Linked DNA regions of Homo sapiens: region 1 is linked to region 2. Evidence: read pairs that join two places in POLR2A ChIA-PET (ENCODE). Cell type or tissue: Panc1. All regions are shown on one strand.

Evidence for each region. ChIA-PET counts read pairs that join two places held together with the same protein. Peaks named below come from ENCODE experiments on the same cell type or tissue, not always from the same donor. Only the 100,000 strongest peaks of a DNase experiment are listed, where the experiment ranks them.
Region 1: POLR2A ChIA-PET joins it to region 2 with 10 read pairs; 25 of 35 experiments call an interaction of 5 or more read pairs at or near these places.

What each region holds. Positions count from the first base shown.
Region 1 is chr6:35,459,770-35,467,769 of GRCh38, reverse strand. It overlaps FANCE (FA complementation group E), which reads right to left. Exons shown (of 10, transcript NM_021922.3): 8 at 7,152-7,218; 9 at 4,856-4,981; 10 at 668-1,526. The coding sequence ends at 1,425. Among named protein-coding and RNA genes, the nearest start is that of RPL10A, 4.6 kb to the left of the region's middle. In Panc1, no CTCF peak of the experiment used is centred here; no DNase peak of the experiment used is centred here; H3K4me3 peaks cover 178 bases; H3K27ac peaks cover 291 bases.
Region 2 is chr6:35,341,566-35,349,565 of GRCh38, reverse strand. PPARD (peroxisome proliferator activated receptor delta) reads right to left here and starts at 7,008. Exons shown (of 8, transcript NM_006238.5): 1 at 6,885-7,008; 2 at 2,416-2,499. RefSeq lists an enhancer at 643-892 and silencers at 6,547-6,596, 6,627-6,766, 6,947-7,156. In Panc1, a CTCF peak has its summit at 7,166 (motif pointing left); a DNase peak (open chromatin) is centred at 7,065; H3K4me3 peaks cover 1,523 bases; H3K27ac peaks cover 1,190 bases.

The DNA of each region.
Region 1 (8,000 bases), 120 kb before region 2:
AGCACTGCACACCCATAAGGTGTCTTCTCTGCTCTTTCCTCTGTCCAATGGGTCTCATCCTCTTAGCCACAGTAACCCCCAGAGCCCTTCAGATCTCTCCTCGGATTCATCTGCCCAAAACCCTTCCCGAACTCCAGACTGAGTCACTCCCACCTTTAAGATGCCCATTCTCACCTACCCCCCTGCCTGGTGGGGGCAGCTCCTATAGGATGGGGTGGGTGGTATTACACATTATTTGGCCCTCAGAGGGTGAATAAGATACCCTACACCCTTCCCCTCACCAGGAAAAAGATGTTCCTTGTCATTGAGCAGGGAAGTGGAGGGGGTGCGGATGGGCTCAATACCCAGAATTCATGGGAAGGAAGGTACTGCTTCTAATAAGACATTGGCCAGGCGTGGTGGCTCACGCCTGTAATCCCAGCACTTTGGGAGGCAGGCGGATCACCTGAGGTCAGGAGTTTGAGACCAGCCTCGTCTCTACTAAAAATACAAAAATGAGCGGGTCATGGTGGCATGCGCCTGTAATCCCAGCTACTCAAGAGGCTGAGGCAGGAGAATCGCTTGAACTGGGGAGGCAGAGGTTGCAGTGAGCCGAGATCATGCCATTGCATTCCAGCCTGGGCGACAGTGCGAGACTCAGACTCGAAAAAAAAAAAAGAAAAAGACATTATTGAACTTGCTTTTATTCAACACCATTGATAAATTATTCAAGTCAGAAACAAAAACACAGAAGGTCATAATATACATGAGCACAAGAGCTTCATCTGAGCCCACTGGTACCCCAGACCTCCTGGAGCATCCCATGCCCACTCTGGGTCGGCTTGATCCTACTGAGCCCTATCGGAAAGTTTGTCCCTGCAGCCTGAGAATTGATGAGGAGTGTGCCTGGGGCCAGCAGCCTTTGGAAATATAGCTCTGGCCTGGTGTGGTGGCTCACACCTGTAAATCTCAACACTTTGGGTGCCAAGGCAGGAAGATCACTTGAGCTCAGGAGTTCAAGACCAGCCCTGACCAGCATATTATCTACAAAATAAAAAATTAGCTGGGCATAGTGTCATGTGCATGTAGTCCCAGCTACTTGGGAGGCTGACATGGGAGGATCGAGCCTGGGAGGCAGAGGTTACAGTGAGCCATGATCAATCGCATCACTGCACTCCAGCCTGGATGACAGAGCAATACCTTCTCTCAAAAACAAAAGAAATGAAAAAGAAAATATAGCTGAGCTCCCTTAGCCCAGGAGCCTCCCTGCTGGCTGGGAAGCCAATATTCCCTATGCAGCCTGTAACAGGGAGGCAGTTGCAATCTGGGATGGCCAGGCTCAGCCTTTATCCTCAGGCTAGGGCTCAAGACAAGGTGGTGAAGAAAGAAATGCCCTTCAGGAAGCTGGTGATGGAGCACCAAGAGGGTGGTCCCTTGGTGGATGGTCAGGGGCCCAAATGTTTCAAGGCGGCCTTCAGGGACTTCCTCAGGAAGGTGGTGTTAGGTTCTAGGGCCATAGCCAGGCCCAGCCTCTGGGTCTCAGTGATCTGGGGAGAAGGAAAAATCATGTCAGGACTCCAGCAACTGATCCCTCCCGTCTCCCGACTACCCCAGGGGCTCTATTGAGGAGAGAGGAGGCCAGGAGGATGGAAAGAGGAGGAGACTCCTGAGCAATCTAATCTCATTATTTCACCATGGTTAACGAGGTAGACCTGGAGCCAAATACTAGCTGCACAATTTACTAAGCCGGCCACATTAGTAACAGTTGACAATCATTGTGTGTTTACTATGTGGCAGCACTTTATATGCATCAATCCATATACAAACATACATATACATCATATATATGCATTGCTGTATATAATCCTCAAGACCCTCCCATTTTACAGAGGAGAAAACTGAGGTTCACAGACACTCTACTGTGACAGCTACCTTCCTTTTGGATCACACTTTCTCTTTCTGCCCTGTTGCTACAACCTCCTGACAGGTCTCAGGCCCTGTATCTTCACCCTCCAATCCCACTCCTCACAGAAGCCAGATGCTTCTTAATAGTACAGATCTGATGAAGTTACTCCCAGGTTGAAGGCCCTTGAATGACTCCTGATGCCTCACATTGGAGGTCCTTCTGCCTAGATCTCCAGAGGATTCAGGAGCTCCCCTGAAACTGTGCAACAGAAGCATGTTCATACTTCCATCTTTCTGGGAGGGTCTACATCAAATCATCAAATGGGCCTGTAACACCCCCGACATAAGGGTACAAAGGCAATAGCCCAGAATACCTGACTTTCAAGATAAAGTTAAAAATAAAGCTCCTGGCTGGGCACCATGGTTCATGCCTGTAATCCCAGCACTTTGGGAGGCCGAGGCAGGTGGATCATGTGAGGTCAGGCATTGGAGACCAGCCTGGCCAACATATTGTGAAACCCCATCTCTACTAAAAAATACAAAAACTAGCTGGGCGTGGTGGCGCACACCTGTATTCCCAGCTACTTGGGAAGCTGAGGCAGGGGAATCACTTGAACCCAGGAGGCGGAGGTTGCAGTGAGCCAAGATCGCGCCACTGCACTCCAGCCTGGGCAACAGACCAAGACTCTGTCTCTCAAAACATACATACATACATACATATATACAGCTCCTCACCATGACGTACAGAAAAAATGCTACTAGTCCTGGCAGTGTGACCTTGGGCAAGTTACTTTAACCTGTGTGAGTCTCAATTTTCTGATCTATGAAACGGAATAATAAGAATATCTCTCAGGCCAGGCGCGGTGGCTCACACCTGTAATCCCAGCACTTTGGGAGGCTGAGGAGGGTGGATCACAAGGTCAGGAGATCGAGACCATCCTGGCTAACACAGTGAAACCCCGTCTCTACTAAAAATACAAAAAAAATTAGCCATGCGTGCTGGCAGGCGCCTGTAGTCCCAGCTACTCGGGAGGCTGAGGCAGGAGAATGGCGTGAACCCAGGAGGCGGAGCTTGCAGTGAGCCGAGATCGCAGCACTGCACTCCAGCCTGGGCGACAGAGCGAGACTCCATCTCAAAAAAAAAAAAAAAAAAAAAAGAATATCTCTCACAGGGCTGACACATGGAATAAACTAGCAAGTTCATATATGTAAAGGGCTTAGAGCCACGCCTGAGGCTGGGTGTGGTGGCTCAAGCCTGTAATCCCAGCACTTTGGGAGGCCAAGATGGGAGGATTGCTTGAGCCTAGGAGTTTGAGGCCAGCCTGGGCAACATAAGAAGACCCTGTCTCGGCCGGGCACGGTGGCTCACACCTGTAATCCCAGCACTTTGGGAGGCCAAGGCGGACAGATCACAAGGTCAGGAGATCGAGACCATCCTGGCTAACAGGGTGAAACCCCATCTCTACTAAAAATACAAAAAATTAGCCGGGCATGGTGGCGCGCGCCTGTAGTCCCAGCTACTCAGGAGGCTGAGGCAGGAGAATGGCGTGAACCCGGGAGGCGGAGCTTGCAGTGAGCCGAGATGCGCCACTGCACTCTAGCCTGGGCAACAGAGTGAGACTCTGTCTCAAAAAAAAAAAAAAAAAAAAAAGAAGACCCTGTCTCTATTTTTGAAAAATTAAATTTAATAAAAGAACCATGACTGAGACATGGCAGGTACTGTAGAAATAATAGCTCTTAGTACTTTAGCTCTCTAATCTTATCCCCCACCACCATCCATTCTCACATTTTTAGGCTCCATCCACAATGAACTACTTGCAGATCCCCTCAGACACTCACTGCTCACACTGTATCTTTTTCCTGAAATGCCCTTCCTCTCATCTCTGGCTCTTGACTACCATTCACCTTTTAAGAGTCAGGAAGTCTGGGCACGACAGCTCACGCCTGTAATCCCAGCACTTTTGGAGGCCGAGGCGGGCTGATCACAAGGTCAGGAGTTCAAGACCAGCCTGGCCAACATAGTGAAACCCCGTCTCTACTAAAAATACAAAATATACAAAAAATTAGCCAGGCGTGGTGGCAGGTAATCCCAGCTACTCGGGAGGCTGAGGCAGGAGAATCGCTTGAACCTAGGAGGCAGAGGTTGCAGTGAGCCGAGATCATGCCATTGCATTCCAGCCTGGGCAACAGTGCGAGACTCCGACTCAAAAAAAAAAAAAAAAGTCAGGAAGCCCGTCCCAATTCCCAACCACAAACAAAGCTCACTTGCTCCTCTTCTTTTGCCACCAAATGCCCTTTGCACACCTCTCACCTGGCTCCTACCAGATCTTACTTCTAATATCTGTTATCTGTTTATTTTATTTCTCCCCTCTCACTAGCCTGGGGTTAGGTGACGGGGTCAACTCAAGGGCAGGGATTGCATTATGGTCGCTGTTGATTTCCCAGTGCCCCACACAGCATCTGGCCTAAAGAAGTGTTGGCTGGATGAATGAACTCCTAAGCAGTCTCATTCCCCAGTCCTGGGCTTGAACTTGTTGTTTCTCTGGCTAGCACTCAGGGTTTGTTTTTTGTTTTTGTTTTTGTTTTTGAGATGGAGTCTCACTATGCTGCCCAGGCTAGAATGCAGTAGCATGATCTCAGCTCACTGCAACCTCCACCTCCCAGCTTCAAGCAATTCTCCTGCCTCAGCCTCCCTTGTAACTAGGATTATAGGCGTGCACCACCACACCTAGTTAATTTTTGTATTTTTAGTAGAGATGAGGTTTTACCATGTTGGCCAGGCTGGTCTTGAACTCCTGACCTCATGATCCGCCTGCCTCGGCCTCCCAAAGTGCTGAGATTACAGGCGTGAGCCACCGTGCCTGGCCAGCACTCAGGGTTTTATCCCTGACATACATATTCATACACCCTTGTGGCAGGCCCAGGGCAGCCCTGCCAGCAGGACCAGCCCCAAGGCCCTATCAATACTCACGTTAGCCTGATACTTGGTCATCACTGTCAGCATGAGCTTGGCATAGGCCATGGAGGTGGTGGCTGCCAGCCCCTTTTTACAGAGCTTCTCCATTAAGACACTGAACTTCTCAGGGGTCATCTCCACCTGCACACATTGGGAGATGGAGCAGTAATCACAAGAAAGGCTTGGGCTCTTCATTCAGCCAGTCCTGGATTCAATTCCCAACTCCACCACTTCCTAGCTAGGTGACCCTGGGCAGGTAACTTAACCAACCTAAACCTCCATTTCCATATCTATAAAATGAGGCTCAGGATATCTAACGGAAGACTGTGAAAAGGATTAAATGAGATAATGCACATAAGACACACAGGTCTCAGAAAATGGTGGCTACCATTGCAAAGGCTCAGATTAGGACCAAGGGGAAGCCAAGGATCCCTCATCTGGTTCAGTGGTTAAAGATATAAAGGACCCAGGGCCCAAGAGACACTGCCACCTTAATCACCTGTCTCTTTATAATAATAATTTATGCTAGGCACGGTGGCTCATGCCTGTAATCCCAGCACTTTGAGAGGCCAAGGCGGGTGGATCGCCTGAGGTCAGGAGTTCCAGACCAGCCTGGCCAACATGGTGAAATCCGTCTCTATTAAAAATACAAAAATTAGCCGGGCGTGGTGGTGCGTGCCTGTAATCCCAGCTACTCAGGGGGCTGAGGCTGGAGAATCACTTGAACCCAGGAGGTAGAGGTTGCAGTGAGCCGAGATTATGCCACTGCACTCCAGCCTGGGTGATAGAGTGAGACTCCGTCTCAAAAAAAATAATAATTATTATTATTATTTAATAAACACTGTGCATCAGGTACCATTCTGACTACTTTACACCAATTATCTCATTTAAACCTCACTCCAGTCTTATATGGTAGGTGCTATTAATATTATATCTCCCCTTTTGTAGATGAGGAAACCACAGGCATAAAGAAGTTAGGTCAGGGCTGGGCACGGTGGCTCACGCCTGTAATCCCAGCACTTTGGAAGGCCGAGGCCGGTGGATCACGAGGTCAGGAGATAGAGACCATCCTGGCTAACATGGTGAAACCCCATCTCTACTAAAAATACAAAAGATTAGCCGGGTGTGGTGGTGGGCGCCTGTAGTCCCAGCTACTCGGGAGGCTGAGGCAGGAGAATGGCGTGAACCCGGGAGGCAGAGCTTGCAGTGAGCTGAGATCGCACCACTGCACTCCAGCCTGGGCAACAGAGCGAGACTCCATCTCAAAAAAAAAAAAAAAGAAGTTAGGTCAGTTATCTAAGATATAAACAAATGAGGCAGAATTTCAGGTACTGATATGAAAAAAATCACCAAAATATACTGTGAAGTAAAAAAAGCAACCTACAGGGCACTGAGTTTGGTGTGTTGCAATTTCCAAAAAAGTAGGAGGGAAAGTAAGAGTAGACATGTTTCCACATATAGATGGTATCTCTGGAGGGGGGCGGATTCCCCTGAAACTGGTAATACTGGTTAGCCCTAAGGAGGGAAATCTGGATGGTTAGGGAAGAGAAGTAAGGGGAATATTTTTCACTGTATCCTTTTGAGCTTTTAAAATTGTGAACATATGGGCTGGGCGTGGTGGCTCACGCTTTTAATCCCAGCCCTTTGGGAGGTCAAGGAGGGCAGATCACTTGAGCCCAGAAGTTCTGGCCTCAAGTCATGGTGAAACCCTGTCTCTACTAAAAATACAAAAATTAGCCGGTGTGGTGGCGCACGCCTGTAATCCCAGTTACTTGGGTGGCTGAGGCCACAGGAGTTCTGGCCTCAGGTCATGGCAAAACCCTATCTCTACTAAAAATACAAAAATTAGCCAGCGTGGTGGCGCACGCCTGTAATCCCAGTTATTTGGGTGGCTGAGGCACAAGAATTGCTTGAACCCAGTAGGCAGAGGTTGCAGTGAGCCAAGATTGTGCCACTGCACTTCGGCCTGGGCAACAAAGCCAGACTCTATCTAAAAAAAAAAAAAAATTTGTGAACATATGAATCTATTACCTATTCAAAAATAAAATTAAATTCACACACACACATCAAAAATCCCACCCCCAAGGCCCCCCCAGCTGGTAAGAGGTGGAGCTGAAGTGACCATGTGCTCAGCTCTCTGCTACCAGCTTTGCATGGCCCAGGGCTCTCCCACTGTCTCAGGCAGCTGCTGTAGGGCAGCTGTCCTGCTTGACCCTCCATGCACTGAAGGACTCAGAAACCCAGGAACCCCGTGTGCTTCCAAGGACTGCAGCACTTCTTTGTCCACTCTTCCCCAGGGCAGCCTGCTCACCTGCCGCTCTAGGAGTGACTGCAACACCAAGAAAGTTTCCTCCTTCCAGGGCAGCTCCAAGATCTGTCTGCAAAGCAGAGGCCCTAGTGAAAAATGCCTGGCCTCCCACCCAAGCCTGAGTATCTATCTGCTGCTCCAACTCCCACAGCAGGGCAAGGCCCTGGGGACAGCCAAGATCCCCAGCCAACAAAGGGGTAGTCAGGGGTGGGGCACAGTGGCTCACACCTGTAATCCCAGCACTTTGGGAGGCCGAGGCAGGTGGATCACCTGAGGTCAGAAGTTCAAGACCAGCCTGGCCAACATGGTGAAATCCCGTCTCTACTAAAAATACATAAAATTAACCAGGCTTGGTGGTGGGTCCTGTAATCCCAACTACTCAGGAGGCCGAGACAGGAGAATTGCGTGAACCTGGGAGGCAGAGGCTGCAGTGAGCCAAGACTGTGCCAATGCACTCCAGCCTGGGCAACAGGGCAAGACTCCGTCCCCACCCCCCACCCCCCGCCAAAAAAAAATGGGTAGTCAGAGCCTTCTTGATGCTGGCACCAGCCCCAGCAGCCACTGTTGCAGAGCTCATACAACTGCCAGGGAGGTCACAACCTCAAGAGCCCCAGGAGCTGACAACAAAGTATTTGGTAGTGAGACACAAGGATCCCCTAAAAAATAACTAGGAGTAGAAAGTGCATCGTGAGAACAAAAGGCAAAGAGGACTCATAAAGGAGAAAGAGGATGGAGTGAGATGATACACATAAGGCTTCCTAGAGAAGGTAAGCCTTCCCTGCAGGGCCCAACACATGTGATGTCACTCTAGCCTGGGGGAACAGGTGGCAGTGGGGACAGCACGGAGGCCTG
Region 2 (8,000 bases):
TGACTGCATGCAGCCCAGGAGAGCTCTGAATGCATCCCAACGCAAATACGTAAACTTTATTAAAACATGAGATTCTTTTGCCATTTTTATTTTTAGCTCATCACTATTGTTAGTGTTAGTGTATTTTATGTATAGCCCAAGATAATAATTCTTCTTCCAATGTGGCCCAGGGATGCCAAAAGATTGGACACACCCCTGGTCCTAGGTGATATAGCAGTACCCAATCAAGAAAGAAAGAAGAGGCCGGGCGCGGTGGCTCACGCCTGTAATCCCAGCACTTTGGGAGGCCGAGGCCGGTGGATCACGAGGTCAGGAGATCGAGACCATCTTGGCTAACACGGTGAAACCCCGTCTCTACTAAAAATACAAAAAATTAGCCGGGCGTGGTGGCGGGCGCCTGTAGTCCCAGCTACTCAGGAGGCTTAGGCAGGAGAATGGTGTGAACCCAGGAGGCAGAGCTTGCAGTGAGCCTAGATCGCGCCACTGCACTCCAGCCTGGGTGACAGAGCGAGACTCCGTCTCAAAAAAAAAAAAAAAAAGAAAGGAGAAGAGAAGTTCCTACCTGCGACTGGGAGCTCAAGGCTCAGGGATGAACTGGACAACTGACCCCTGGAAATGCACGTACAATTGCTGCCACTGGGCCTGGCTGCTGCTAAAGCAAATGGCAAAGCAAATCAGTTCAACTCAGTAGCTCTCCCCGCTCAGGAGGTACTTTGACCTCTTCCCTCTTGGGGAACCTCAGAAGTCTCTGAAACTCCCCCCTTCTTCCTCCCTCACATTCCCTTCAGAGGAAAGCACTTGGTATGGGTTTGAAAGCAGGAGGGCCCCCCACCCAGGACCTTCCTGAAAGATCTACAAACAACCTGACCCCCACAGACAGAGAGACACAGGGACTCACCACCCTGTCTGACAACAGGAAAACCTGCAGGGTGTTAAAGGCAGAGAAGGGGAAGTGAAGCCCACAAACAGCTACTGGAACCACTGAACTTCAGAGATTAAAACAAATCAGGCAGGAGGCCCACGTTTCCCCGGCCCCCAGCAGGGACCCACAACAACCCAGCCTTCCAAATAGGACAATGAACATTGTATTCCCTGGAGCTCCACTTCTGAGAGTTTATAAAACCTGCCAGGCATCCTGAGAACATGGAAACAGCAATGGGAACCCAGAGCATTGTTCAGACTCTTGGTGAGAACCTCCTACCCCTGCAGAGATGGAAGAAACAATTCTGTGTGTTATGGCCAGCTCTCATATATACCAGCAAACCACAGACCCATGAGGCAGAGATTGGATCTGTTTTTTACTATTATCATTTCCCAAGTGCCTGGCACATAGTTGGCACTTAAAAATATTTGTTCCCGGCTGGGCACAGTGGCTCACATCTGTAATCCCAGCACTCTGGGAGGCTGAGGCGGGTAGATCATCTGACATCAGGAGTTTGAGACCAGTCTGGCTAACATGGTGAAACCCCGTCTCTACTAAAAATACAAAATTTAGCCAGATGTGGTGGCGCATGCCTGTAATCTCAGCTACTCAGGAGGCTGAGGTAGGAGAATCGCTTGAACCTAAGAGGCGGAGGTTGCAGTGAGCCGAGATCACGGCATTGCACTCCAGCCTGGACAACAAGAGCGAAACTCCATCTCAAAAAAAAAAAAAAAAGGCCAGGTGCGGTGGCTCACGCCTGTAATCCCAGCACTTTGGGAGGCTGAGGCGGGCGGATCACCTGAGGTCAGGAGTTCCAGACCAGCCTGGCCAACATGGTGAAACCCCATCTCTACTAAAAATACAAAAATTAGCCGGGCGTGGTGGCAGGTGCCTATAATCCCAGCTACTTGGGAGGCTGAGACAGGAGAAGCACTTGAACCCAGGAGAAGGAGGTGGCAGTGAGCCAAGATCACGCCATTGCACTCCAGTCTGGGGGACAAGAGCAAGACTTCGTCTCAAAAACAAACAAACAAACAAAATATATATATATATATATATTTGCCCCCTAATAAGAGAGAATGATGGACACCATCTTTGTGGCCTGGCACCCTAGGTACCCATATAGGCAAAGACGAAAGTTCGTTCATTTACTCATTCAACAAAAATTTATTCATTATCTCCTCTGTGCCAGGCACTATCCTAGACACAACAGGCAGCAAAACAACTCCCTGCCCTGTGGAGTTTATCTTTTAATGGGCGCAAAGGTGGGAATCTCCATGCTCCTGAAAAAACTATGTAAGCCATAGACTTTCAATAATTACTTAATAAATGCCTATACTATGCATAAGCAACTGGTACCAGATGCTGTGACAGGAACCTGGAATCTGGGAATAAGCCCTAGTGAAATTATTTCATCTTCAAGGTCAGGATCTTAAATCTGGATCCTGTGTCAGTGGTGGTCAGAGACCCCTGAGTAAAGAAAATGGGATTACCTCGTTGGTGCATCTGTCTTCATCTGTTGGTGAGCAGAAGCCACTGTGTGAGTATCACGTGCATGCCCAAAACACTGTACAACACTGCAGGATAGAAAAAACCCCAACAGCTTTAGCTGACAGGTGCCAGGGGCCCTCAAAGCAACTCTAATAAGTTATACCCACCGTAACTCAAAGAGTGTTCCTAAGGTAATCTGGCTCCTCGTCGGTCCCTTACACACCACCCTGAGATGTGATTCTGAGCCTGAGTCAGCAAATATTTCCCCAATCCTGGAAGGAGTCTGCTCACTCCCAAGTAAGCAGACACTGGCTTTGCTGATTTTATCAGGTCGGCGCAGAAGGCGCAGGCAAGGTAAGAAGGGAGCTGGGTAGAAGCTCATAAATGAAGATGTCCTGAGTCATAGTTGATGCCTTCACCAAAGCCCCTGCAGAATGAACTGGAGTCACATGCCAATCACCAGCCTGCTGAGTTATGAAGGCTAGGAGCCATCTGCCAAGGAAGAAGACCCATATGTCTGAAACCTGATGCAAGGGGCCATGTTCTCCCTGCCAGGCTCAAGGCAAGCTCCAAGGGCTCCTCTGACACCCTGGAATCCAGCTGTTGCAAGCAGCTCCTCACCCTGGCTCCAACGGCAGAGAAAAATGTGCATGGACACCAAACCATCTCCAAGAAGCAGCCATTAGGTAATCTGGGACATGGCATTGACAATGGCACCGGGCACAGGGCTTCTGACATCATATAAGCAAGGGCCTGGCAGAACGGACAAAGCCCACAGAGACCTGGGTAGGGAGGAAGAGAATGTTTCCAGTGTGGGCAATGCTGAGCAGTAAAGCTGTGTCCTGCAATTTCCAAGCCCTTCAGAGGCACTGGAGCAAGGCACCACTGTTCAGCTTCCCAGCCTGCAGAGAGCACTCAGGGAGGTGGGCCTCAGGGACAGGATATAGCTGAAGCCCTTAGAAGTGACAGGTCCAGGCTGGTTGTGGTGGCTCACGCCTGTAATCCCAGCACTTTGGGAGGCTGAGGCGGGCAGATCACGAGGTCAGGAAATCGAGACCATCTCGACTAACACGGTGAAACCCTGTCTCTACTAAAACTACAAAAAAAAATGAGCCAGGCGTGGTGGCGGGCGCCTGTAGTCCCAGCTACTCAGGAGGCTGAGGCAGAAGAATGGCGTGAACCTGGGAGATGGAGCTTGCAGTGAGCCAAGATCGCACCACTGCACTCCAGCCTGGGCGACAGAGCGAGACTCCATCTCAAAAAAAAAAAAAAAAAAAACGAAAAAAAAGTGACAGGTCCAACTCCTGAGAGAGAGGAGCTGCACTATCCCAGGATGTGCCAGAATCTGCAGGCCCTGAAGACAGCTTGCACAACAGTCAGGACAGCTGTAGGCCCAAAGCAGAGGCCTAATGGCTTCCCAGGCTAGTGCTCTACACTGTCTATCCTCTTACCAGGCCCTAAGGGAAGGCGTCTAAGGGACCACAGGTCGGGTTGAAAGGCTGAGTAGGAGCAATTCTTCCTGAATGGGTTAAGGCATATATCACACAAGAAGGCCATGGTGAAGAGGCAAGGAGAAAGGCACCTGAACGAGCAGTCAGTGTAATCTCAGTGCTCTGAGAGGCCAAGGTGAGGAGGACTGCTTGAGGCCAGGAGTTCGAGACATTGTGAGAGCCTGTCTTTACAAAAAAATTGTTTTTTAATTAGCTGAGTGTGGTGGTGTGCACCTGTAGTCCCCGCTACTCTGGAGGCTGAAGCAGGAAGATCCCTTGAGCCCAGGAGTTCGAGGTTACAGTGCACTATGATAGCACCACTGCACTCCAGCCTGGGCAATAGAACAAAACCTTGTGTCAGAAAAGAAAGAAGGAAAGAAAATCCAGACCCAGACTCTGCAAAAATCACTGAATGGGGAAGGAATTTGGTAATTGACAATCATGACTACCTTCTCAGAAAATGAGAGTGGACAAACTGCAAGAAGCTATCCATCTAGGGCTGCTGGTGCCCAAGCTGCTCCACAAGGACTGGCCTTGACCTGTTCTCAAATCTCTCACCTGCCACCACAGCAGAGAGCACTACTAAGGGGTAAGCACGGCCAGAAGTAACAAACTGCTCAAAAGAGTAAGGAGGAGTCCTTGAAAGCCAGAGACTAGACTAAAAATCTGTCCAACACTTGACCTCTACCTCTTTAGAATGATCCACTAAAACCCTGGAGAGATGCTATTCACAGGAACAAGGAAAACCCTCTGGTCCAGTCTACCCAAATCTTTGCAAGTGCTGCAAAGGGGGTCTGGGGGTCAGTGGAGAAGGGACTGGCTCAACAACAGGCCATCCACAATCCTATTGCTTTCACAGAAAACAGTGTACAAGAGGATTACAAAACTTTAAAGTCTGGTCAAGCTGGTTCCTTTGGCTCTCCACCGCAGCTCCTAAAGGTTGCCAACTCCCATGTCCAATCTGGCTCAAAGACAGCACAATCATCAAAAGAGGAGCCCCTAGAAACCTGGGGCCAGGTGAAACAATGAGCCTTCATTTCTAAACATGAGAGTGGGTCACGCTTTCAGAATCCTCCAAGATCAGACTGGGTAGAAACAAAGGATATGTTATTTCTTGAATACTTCTTTAGAGAACCAACGCCAAATAAAGGAGCTCAAACTGAAGGATATGACGAGAATCTTCTGCTTGGTAAGGTTAAACATCCAGACACACATGGAAGGTGGTGGGCTCTCAAGCCCCAGAGAAGATGATCTATGTGACTGGAAGCAGATGTGTCTGCTCAAGTTCCTGACAAGGTCTAACTACTGCAGCCCCACAGCCCACCAGGGTAGTTATCAATCTGATACCTCATACTATGCCTGGGCAAAGGGAACAGAGCTCTGGGATTGCCGTTCCTCCTGGATACAGAGGAAATTAAGCTCCCAGGGAAAAAGAGGGACAATTTGGATTCCCTAGATTCAGAAAAGAACAAAGAAAAAAGAGGGAGAAGAGACTCCAAGAGAACATGTTCAGTGACCAACATCAGAGGCACATTCAGTTGGCCAAAGATTGTCAAAGAGATATGAGAGAAAATCAGCAGCTGTTTCAAGCCACCAATAATAAAAGGGGACAGATGCCCGCCAGCCCCAGGGCTATCAGGCCAGCAATCTATTTCAAAACTCAAACGGGAAAAAAAAAAGTTCTGGAGCCAGTACACAGAAAAAAGGTTGAGGACCACAAGTATTTTCTGGAGCACAGCTTCTGGAGAATTCTCTTAGTCCTTTCGGATGGAGCACAGGGTGGAGGGTGGGAGTGAGGGCAGAGAGAGGCTGGGGTATCATGGTATAAGTGTATTCCACACATCCAGAGTGGAAAGACACAAAACCCCGGTTCCTGGAAGGGGAAAAGAATTGGACAAAGCCTCCGGCTACCCGTGGCACACATCCAGCTCAGCGCCGTCTCCCCCAAGGGTTCCTGGAAGTCAACAGCCCCATAAAGGGGAAGTATTAAAGCTGAGATAAGAAGAATGGCCTACAAATTGGACATCATCTCTGATGCAACACCCACGTACATTCTCCCACACAATCTGTTATTTCCTTTAGTCAATCAGCCTCTTAATTCGATCAAGGTCTGAACACCTCCACCCCCACCCCATGGTTATGTCAACTGCAGGTCAAGTGAAAGTAGAGTAGAGTGTGGAGCTAAGGCTTCTCCCTGAAGCAGGGGAAAGGAACAGGGAGAGAAAAGGAGGTGGGCGACAGGAATGTAGGGGACAGAATTGATACGAAGGAAATCGGAAAAAGGAGCAAAAACAGGGCCTCTCAGGGAACCAAGGTGAGAGTCTTAGGGAGACAGGGACTGCAGGCACGGAGTTGGAAAAAGCCTAGGAACACCCTGGGGAAGAGGATGGGGACCCATAATACTAGGAGGGATCAGACCACAGATAAGAAGGGGACAGGGATGGGGAGAGAGAGTAAAGCCTGAGAGAGCAAGGATGGGAGGATGAAGGCAGGAGACAAGGATAACGAGGGGGACAGAGGAAAAGATCCCAGAGAAGACTCTCGCTAGATAGGGCAGTGGATTCAGGAACACCAGAAACGGGTGAAGGAAGAGGTCAGAGGCAGGGGAGGGGAATGGGAGAGGCCCCCGGGCCTGAGACGGGGTTCTCACAAGTGGGAGAAGACGAAGCCACCAGGCCCAAGAGGGGGCAAAGAGTAGGGTGGAAGGAGGCCCGTATTTCGGACTCACTCAAGCAGCTATGGGGGTCCAAGGGCGGGGGGGCGCAGGGTCAGCGGGGCGCCTACATGGCAACGCACGACGGCTGACCGGAGCGGGCCGGAGCATCAGGAAGCCGCCGTGACGCTGTCCGCGGACCCCGGCAGCTCCCCGCACCCCGTTCCCCGCCGCCGGGCCTTGCGCCCCAGTCCCGCTGGCCGCCTCGGCCCAGGCCCGGCGCTTCCCTCCGCCACTTGCCTGACCGCTTCTCTCGTCTCGGACTGACCTGTCCCGGCTGCCTACGGCGCCACCGCCGCCGTCCCGCAGGCTCCGCAGAATTCTCCCGCTCCTGCCAAAACTTTTCCCATTAATCCCCAGGTCCGCGGCGGCCGCAGCGTCACACGCTCCGCGGCCCGGCCCCGCCCCCGCCAGCGAGACGTCACCGCGCTGCTCGGCCTTTCCCTCCCCACGCCCCCTTCCGCCCGGCGGCGGCCAATCACCACGCCTCCTGGAGACTCCCCTAATTCTGCCTCTCCGCCCACCGCACGCTGCCCCGGGCCAGCCTGTGGCGCCCTCTGGTGCGGGATGCGGACGTAGCAGCTAAGGGAGGAGCAGGGGAGCGCCAGGTCCAGTAGAACAAGTCCAGCAAGTGACACAAGAGGGAATTTAAAGCTGGAAGGGAATTTCTAGGTCATCTAGTGCAACCTCCTCATCTTCCAGTGAAGAAACTTAGTCCTAGAAAAGGTACGTGACTTGCAGTGACAAGTCTGGAGAGACTCTTAACCCAGTGCTAGGTCCACTGGAGGAGATCATATCGCCTATAATTTTCAAAAAAGGGCTTTCCGCCTTCAAGAGGCTTCTACAACTGGAAATTTACGGTCTTAGAGTTCTTAACCTTTCTTCCCATGTGCTTATGCAATACGCTTATTCACCTAAAATAGGGGACATCCTCCTTATTGTTGTAGAAAATTCTGTTCTTATTAATCCACATCTTTAAGACCTGGAAGGGACCTATTATCCCAACCTACCGCTTAAGATGTACCACAGGAAACTACCTAGCAGCTGGGAGGCAATCTGGTGGAAGAAGTTGGCTTTCATCTGACGATGAACAAAGCTTGACTCTCAGGTATATGACCAATGCCTCCCCTCCATCATCATTAAAGATGACCCCTCCCCTCTCCTTCGGCCACACCTTCCGTAGGCCGCAAGCTCCTTAGGCCACACCTAGCTATCTGGATGAGTGATTTTTTTTTTTTTTTTTTTTTTTGAGACACAGTTTCACTCTGTCGCCCCTGCTGGAGTGCAGTTGCGCAATCTCAGCCCGCTGCAACCTCCGCCTCCCGGGTTCAAGCGATTATCCTGCCTCAACCTCCCAAGTAGCTGGGATTACAGGCATGCGCCA